Linked DNA regions of Mus musculus: region 1 is linked to region 2. The links are chromatin contacts, found by Hi-C or POLR2A ChIA-PET in ENCODE. All regions are on one chromosome and are shown on one strand. Each heading gives the region's core, a stretch centred on a gene start or an enhancer-like site at or near the end of the contact. The rest is flanking DNA. Distances are from core to core; before and after follow the strand shown.

What was found. Hi-C counts contacts between places; a loop is a spot of excess contacts on that map. ChIA-PET counts read pairs that join two places held with the same protein, here RNA polymerase II (POLR2A).
Region 1: a loop to region 2 is called in a map of adrenal gland, with 2.3 times the contacts of the local background. The contact joins the enhancer-like site here to the promoter of Ccdc71l in region 2. A Hi-C loop is called at or near these places in 2 of 37 maps with a recorded cell type or tissue (adrenal gland and heart). POLR2A ChIA-PET finds 5 or more read pairs at or near these places in 1 of 5 experiments (Patski).

Annotation. Positions count from the first base shown.
Region 1 is chr12:32,610,293-32,613,063 of GRCm38, reverse strand. No RefSeq gene overlaps it. Among named protein-coding and RNA genes, the nearest start is that of Gm33380, 30 kb to the right of the region's middle. Within about 2 kb of position 1,478, at least 1 of the 3 ENCODE cell types and tissues checked has a DNase peak (open chromatin) inside an H3K27ac peak, as active enhancers do.
Region 2 is chr12:32,377,153-32,380,190 of GRCm38, reverse strand. It overlaps Ccdc71l (coiled-coil domain containing 71 like), which reads right to left and starts at 1,402. Exons shown (of 1, transcript NM_001162903.1): 1 at 1-1,402. The coding sequence starts at 1,207. The coding sequence ends at 551.

The sequences.
Region 1 (2,771 bases), core at 229-2,728, 230 kb before region 2:
TACTTGAAAATCTGTGCTAGTAAGCCTTGAATTGTTCACTCTATCTACCAAGCTGAGAAAACACAATTTCAGAATAAAAGCAAAAGCCCAGAAGCATATGCAAGAACAGTTATAAGGTTTCTTATAAGTGAGTGGAAATGCTACTCATATTTAACTTTTTGGAGCTAGATAAATTAAAAGGTTTATGCAGTTAAGTATCACATAGCTATTAACAAACATTTTTGAAAAAATATTTAAACATATATTGTGATCACTGACTATTGGGATCACACTCAGTGGCTACGAGAATATACTGCTCTTCCTGATGACCTGAGTTTGAGTTCCAGCACCCATATCAGGAGTCTGACCTCTGTGGGCACTTGCATTCATGTGCATATCCTACACCTACACCTACACACACACACACACACACACACACACACACACACACACCCCTACACATACATACATATACACACATACACACACCTATGCACATACTCACACACACACCCCTACACACACACACACACACACCCCTACACACACACACATCTACACACACCCCTACACATACATACATATACACACATACACACACCTACGCACATACACACACACTCAAAACAAGGAAAAATCTCTTTAAAAGAAAGAAAAACAATCATTGACTTATTAAATAAAAAGCATATAAAATCCATTCTAACGGAGCATTAAACACATAAACACACACACATGCACCACTGAAGGAGATATGACAAAAATCTCAGTTATTTATTACAGAGTGATAGGATTAGGTGATATTTTTATTCTTGATAAATTTATTATCTTCTAAGCAATGAAATTTATTATAAAACTGAAAGGCACACTGTGCAACGGTAAAGCTGAGAAGGAATTACTGTCAGACACCTCTAGCACTGTCAATGCAGCCAATCATAAGTCACCAATAGCGCATAAAGCAGCCTATCAAGGTGACTGTGGGTTTTAAAAAATGTAGATGGGTATCTGATAATGGTTCACTGTGTTTTCAATTTGTCTTTCAAACCAAAATGTTTATAATAAGAAATTGTAAGATTAATTTGTCATTGAATATCAGCAAGTACCTTACTGAGACAGGCTATACTCAGCCAACAGGCCCAGGAAACGATAGATATAGAAGTGGGTCAGAGGTCAGCAGAACCTTCCAGAACCCACAACTATTCTCCACCCTGCCTGTTCCCTAAATTTGAGGGTGATAAATTATTTCTCTGCTGGTGAAATGAGCCAATTCAAGCCAGATTATATTATATTAAAGGCAGGTTTATTGGGAAGCTTCTCACTGGCCCCAAGGATTGAGGACAGAGGAGTCACCATGGGTGGTGGTGGGAGATAGAGTGTGTGCAGAGAGAAGAGAGGGAGGAGGAGGGTCAGGGGAGGGAAAGGGGGAGGAAGAGGAGGAAGAGGAGGAAGATGAAGCAAAATGTCTGGATTATACAGGAAGGAGTCTCTGGGTAGAGGGCAACCAGCCAGGCTTCTGGACTGGAAGATCAGGGTTGGGGGCAGGGTATACCAGGTAAGGACTGAGGGATGCCAGGAGAACCTGGAGGCCAGGTCTGCTTTGATATATAAAACATGTAGCTCAGTCCCTTGTCCTGGTCTGAACTGAAACAGTCCACTTAAATCAATCATGGCTCTATTATTAGCAAGGAAAGAGGGAATGGCCATTATAGAAGCCATCAATGTTGCCAAGTCGTTACCAGCTGCTAGCATGCCTTATTGGGCAAACTACTTCATCTTTTTTGGGCCACAATTTTCATACCTGTAAAATTTAGAGTAACAGTGTCTCAGAAGGCTTCTACAGTCTACCACATACAAGATTAAACAGTATCTTTAAAAAAAAAAGTCAGTTGTCCAGCACTCTAGTGTTCCAATAGTGTGAGTGGTGGTTTACATTCCTCCTTTGGATATGTCCAGTGGCTATGGTCCTTTTAAGCACCACATGCCAACTCTAATGAGTACGTCAGATGCCTGTTGAAGAACACACACAATCTCAGCATTAGTCTTATCAGGAGTCTCTATGTCACTCTGAAGATTGATGGGTTTCTCAAGAAAATGGTCCAGTGAGGAATGACTGGAGTCTCTAAGAGGAGATACATTCCCCTTTCAACCCTCTTTCTCATGCTAAAATTCTATTTTTCACTTAAAAAAAAAACTTACTGCTTTTATGTATCTTGGATGCAAGATTCATAGAGGATCCAGCGATGACAGGAATTTACAGGATAAATCCAGCCCATGTTCCAAGAGTGCCTTAAAGATATAGAGTGGGTGGGGATATAAAATTAAACATTTCACTAAGATTCATGCTCTAATCAAATGTAAGGAAAGCAATTTGACACAATATTTTCTTTTAACCATAACATAAACAGGACATGGGAAAGAACACAAAATTCTCATGGATTTCATAAATTAAACGCAAGCTTGAGGAAGCTGACTTTCAGGTGGCTGGTGAGACTTTTCTGTTAGGTTTCCTGCTGTAGGCAAGGCTCAGAATCAATATTTAAGATTGTCTATTCCAATAGACTCTTTTCTATAGATGCAAATACTAGGAAACCCTGCTGAGATTAGCTTAGGATTTTTCTCTTGGAAAAACCAGGGGTGATGGGGAAAGATGTGGCACCAACACGTGTGGGTGAGTAGTGATCCCCACAGAGCTGAATTAGTGGCTTGTGTTCGAAGAAGAGTAGGCACAATTTTGCCTAGGTCCAATCTCTAGATTTGGTGAGATTCCATGTTGATAGGGAGGTGGAGTGCTAGTT
Region 2 (3,038 bases), core at 153-2,652:
TGATCAAAGCTTTGGAATCCAGTAAAAATTAGAAAACGAGTGGCCTTCAGAATACCCTGAGCGTACACCAGCACTTCACCAGGAAACATAGTCGATCTTCTGTCCAGAAAGTGGGGCTGACAGTCAAAAAGAAAACAGAAGGGGAATCAGGAGCAAGTAAAATTCTGGCTGTATTACACAAGCACGAAAACAAAATTCCTTTGGAGAAAAAAATTTGTAAGTCTTCGGAGGTCTTCCAGACCGGTGAGGTAGAGTCCGAGAGGGAGAAAACGCACGTGTCCCTCCAGGTTCTGGAGACGTCTCCATCCGGGTTGGGAAGCAAAGGGACTTCTGTCGCGGGTCCGGCCGTCCCGTCTGGCCGCGGGCGTGGGGGCCGCACCTGTCCCGATCCTGGACCGCGGCGCCGCACCGCATCCAGGGGCCTAGTTCGCGCATAAAGTGCACCAAAGGGGGCCGGTTCTGTAAACATTCGACTGACATTGACATAAGTCCGTTCCAGCGCGCGGAAGCTTCCCCGGGCGGCGGCCGGCAGGAGGCGCCGCAGCGCGCATCACAGCCGGTGCACCGGGAAGCGGCGCAGCCTCACCACCGGGTCCAGGTCCACTCGCAGCACTTGGCTCGCCCTGCGCCGCGCCACCGCCAGGCTGCGCTCGCCCCACACGTCGTCGCCGACGCGGATGGTCGGGAAGCTGGTCAGCGTCGGGGTGGCCGCCCTCCAGATCTCCTCCAGGGTGCGGCCCCCGAAGCTGGATGCGGGAGGCCCGGGCTCCGCGGCCGCAGCGGCGGGGCGCGGCCTACGGGTGTCCGCGGCAGCCCGAGCTCCACGGCGCCTCCTCCTGGGCGTTGCGCGCGGGCGCGGCCGGCGCGCGGGGCGGCTGTCGGGCGCCGGGGGGTCGGGCACCAGTGCCCGGCACGAGGAGTAGCCGTAGACGTCCTTGCTGCGCAGGATGTGCGGGGAGAACTGGTGCTTGAGGCTGCAGAGGAAGCTCCAGAGCTCCGCTTCCGAGCTCATGAACTCCGTGCTGCTGGGCATGAAGAGCTTGAAGGCGTCGCCCAGCGCCTCCGTGCTTCCGGCCAGCGACAGTTGCGACCGCGAGTACACCACCTTCTCCTCCAGCGCCTCCAGCCCGGCCCCTCCTTCCGCTCCGTAGCCGCCGCCCCAGGCAGCCCGGGGCCGGCGCCGCCGCCTCTTCACGCCGCGTCGCATCAGAGGCCGCTCGGGACCGCCCGCCGTCCCTGTCCGCGCCCGGCTCGGCGGCGCTCGCCTGTGCTGGCGCCTTCCGCCCGGCGCTGCTAGCCTGTGCTGGCGCCTTCCGCCCGGCGCCGCTCGCTACTTTTCTCGCCTCGCCGCCCCTCCCCCTCGGGGCGGAGGACGCGCTGGTTGTCCTGTGGCCGGGCTAAAGATGGCGGCAGCGGCGGGCGCCCACCCCGGGGCTTTGTCATTGGACGGCGCCCGCCCCCTCCCCTGGCTTCTCTTTCTTCTCTTCTCTTGCCTCCTTTCGCCCTCAGCCTTTCTTTAAATGGGCCCGCCTTAGTCCCCGCCTCCCACGGCCTCAGCTCCTCCCATTGGGTGCTCTCCGAGTGAGGGGCGGGGACTGATGGGGGAGAGGCCAGTTCGTGGAACATGGTGGCTGTGGTGGGTGATGGTGAGGCCCTGGAAGGCCAGTCAACCATTGGGTGGATCCATGAGGGTTGCCCTGTCAAGAGAAGGAAGTGGGTGGGTGTGAGTGCCATGTTTGGGGGTGTCGTGGGTGATTGTGTTCAGCTGTGGGTTGAGCTGGGGAAGTCTACCAGTCTGAATAATGAGAGAGAACCCCAAGACTTGATAGTATAACAGCTGAGAGAGTTGGGTATAAACTAGAAGGGATGGGCATTTCATGAATCCCTTCTAAAGTCTCAAATCCTGCTTTGGCATCTTCATATGCTTTGCCTCTCTTGACCCCATCTTTTAAGAAAACTAAAAGTTCAGGCATTGATGACAGCTTCCTTCTGGGCAATGGAACCATCTTGGCACATTTAGGAGGTACAGGTCACTGGGAAAGAAAAGAGTTAATACTGTATGAACTAAAAAGTCTGCTCAAGTTGGACAAACAGCAATGGCAGCAAAGCTGTTCTGCTGAAAGAAAACATTTTTTTTAAATCAGAGTGCTATTCCACATTTCAGTTGGTATTAAATTGCCATTCGCAGCACCATCTCTATCCTTGATGTAGTATTCCACGTAATCAATAAGATTCTTTGAGAAGAATACATCCTTAAGAATGAATCACCTTTTGTATTTGGGAAGACAGTAGTAGACATCCTTTTTGTCAATTCCTCTATTCACTCTCAACTCGCTGCCTATTCACATAATAGGCGTTGAATGCATACCAAATGGATGTATGAAATAGCACTGCCTGTTTGAAATGGAGTGCAGCACTGAAATTGCTTAGAACAAGGTAATTATATATTTTGCATTTATATTGCAATTTTCTTTGAAGTCCTTTAAACTTCATTATTCCCCTTGCTGGGGATAGAACCCAGAGCTTCACACATATGAAGACTGCACCCTACTAGTGATCTATACCCTCCAGCCCCTAAGATTTCTGTAAAATAAGGTTTTTTTTTTTTAAATCTATGTCCTGGTGCTAGAATTTTCTTCAGTAAGTATCTTATTTTGCAGCACACAATGAATGCAATGCCAAATTTTTGTGATCTGCATACAGTTAAAATAGTTCCTTTAAATATTTGAGCTGAGACACACCTGGTTCAGTCTTCTTGTCGCACAGATGAGGGCAGTTTAGACCCACAGGAGTTTATTAAGACAGCTTGCTAACAGCAGGGTTGCTGCTATAGAGCTTTATGTCCCTAATCTAGAGATCTTTATATTTCACTGCTGGTTCTTCCACACTGTGTTGTGCTAACTAAATAGAAATGCTTTATGCATGTTCAGTGGCATGACCAAAAGACATAGCTGTATACCCCTGATCGTACTTCTCACCCACAACTAGGAAATTTTAATCTGTCCTGTACTGGACACGGATAATATTTTGTTTGAACC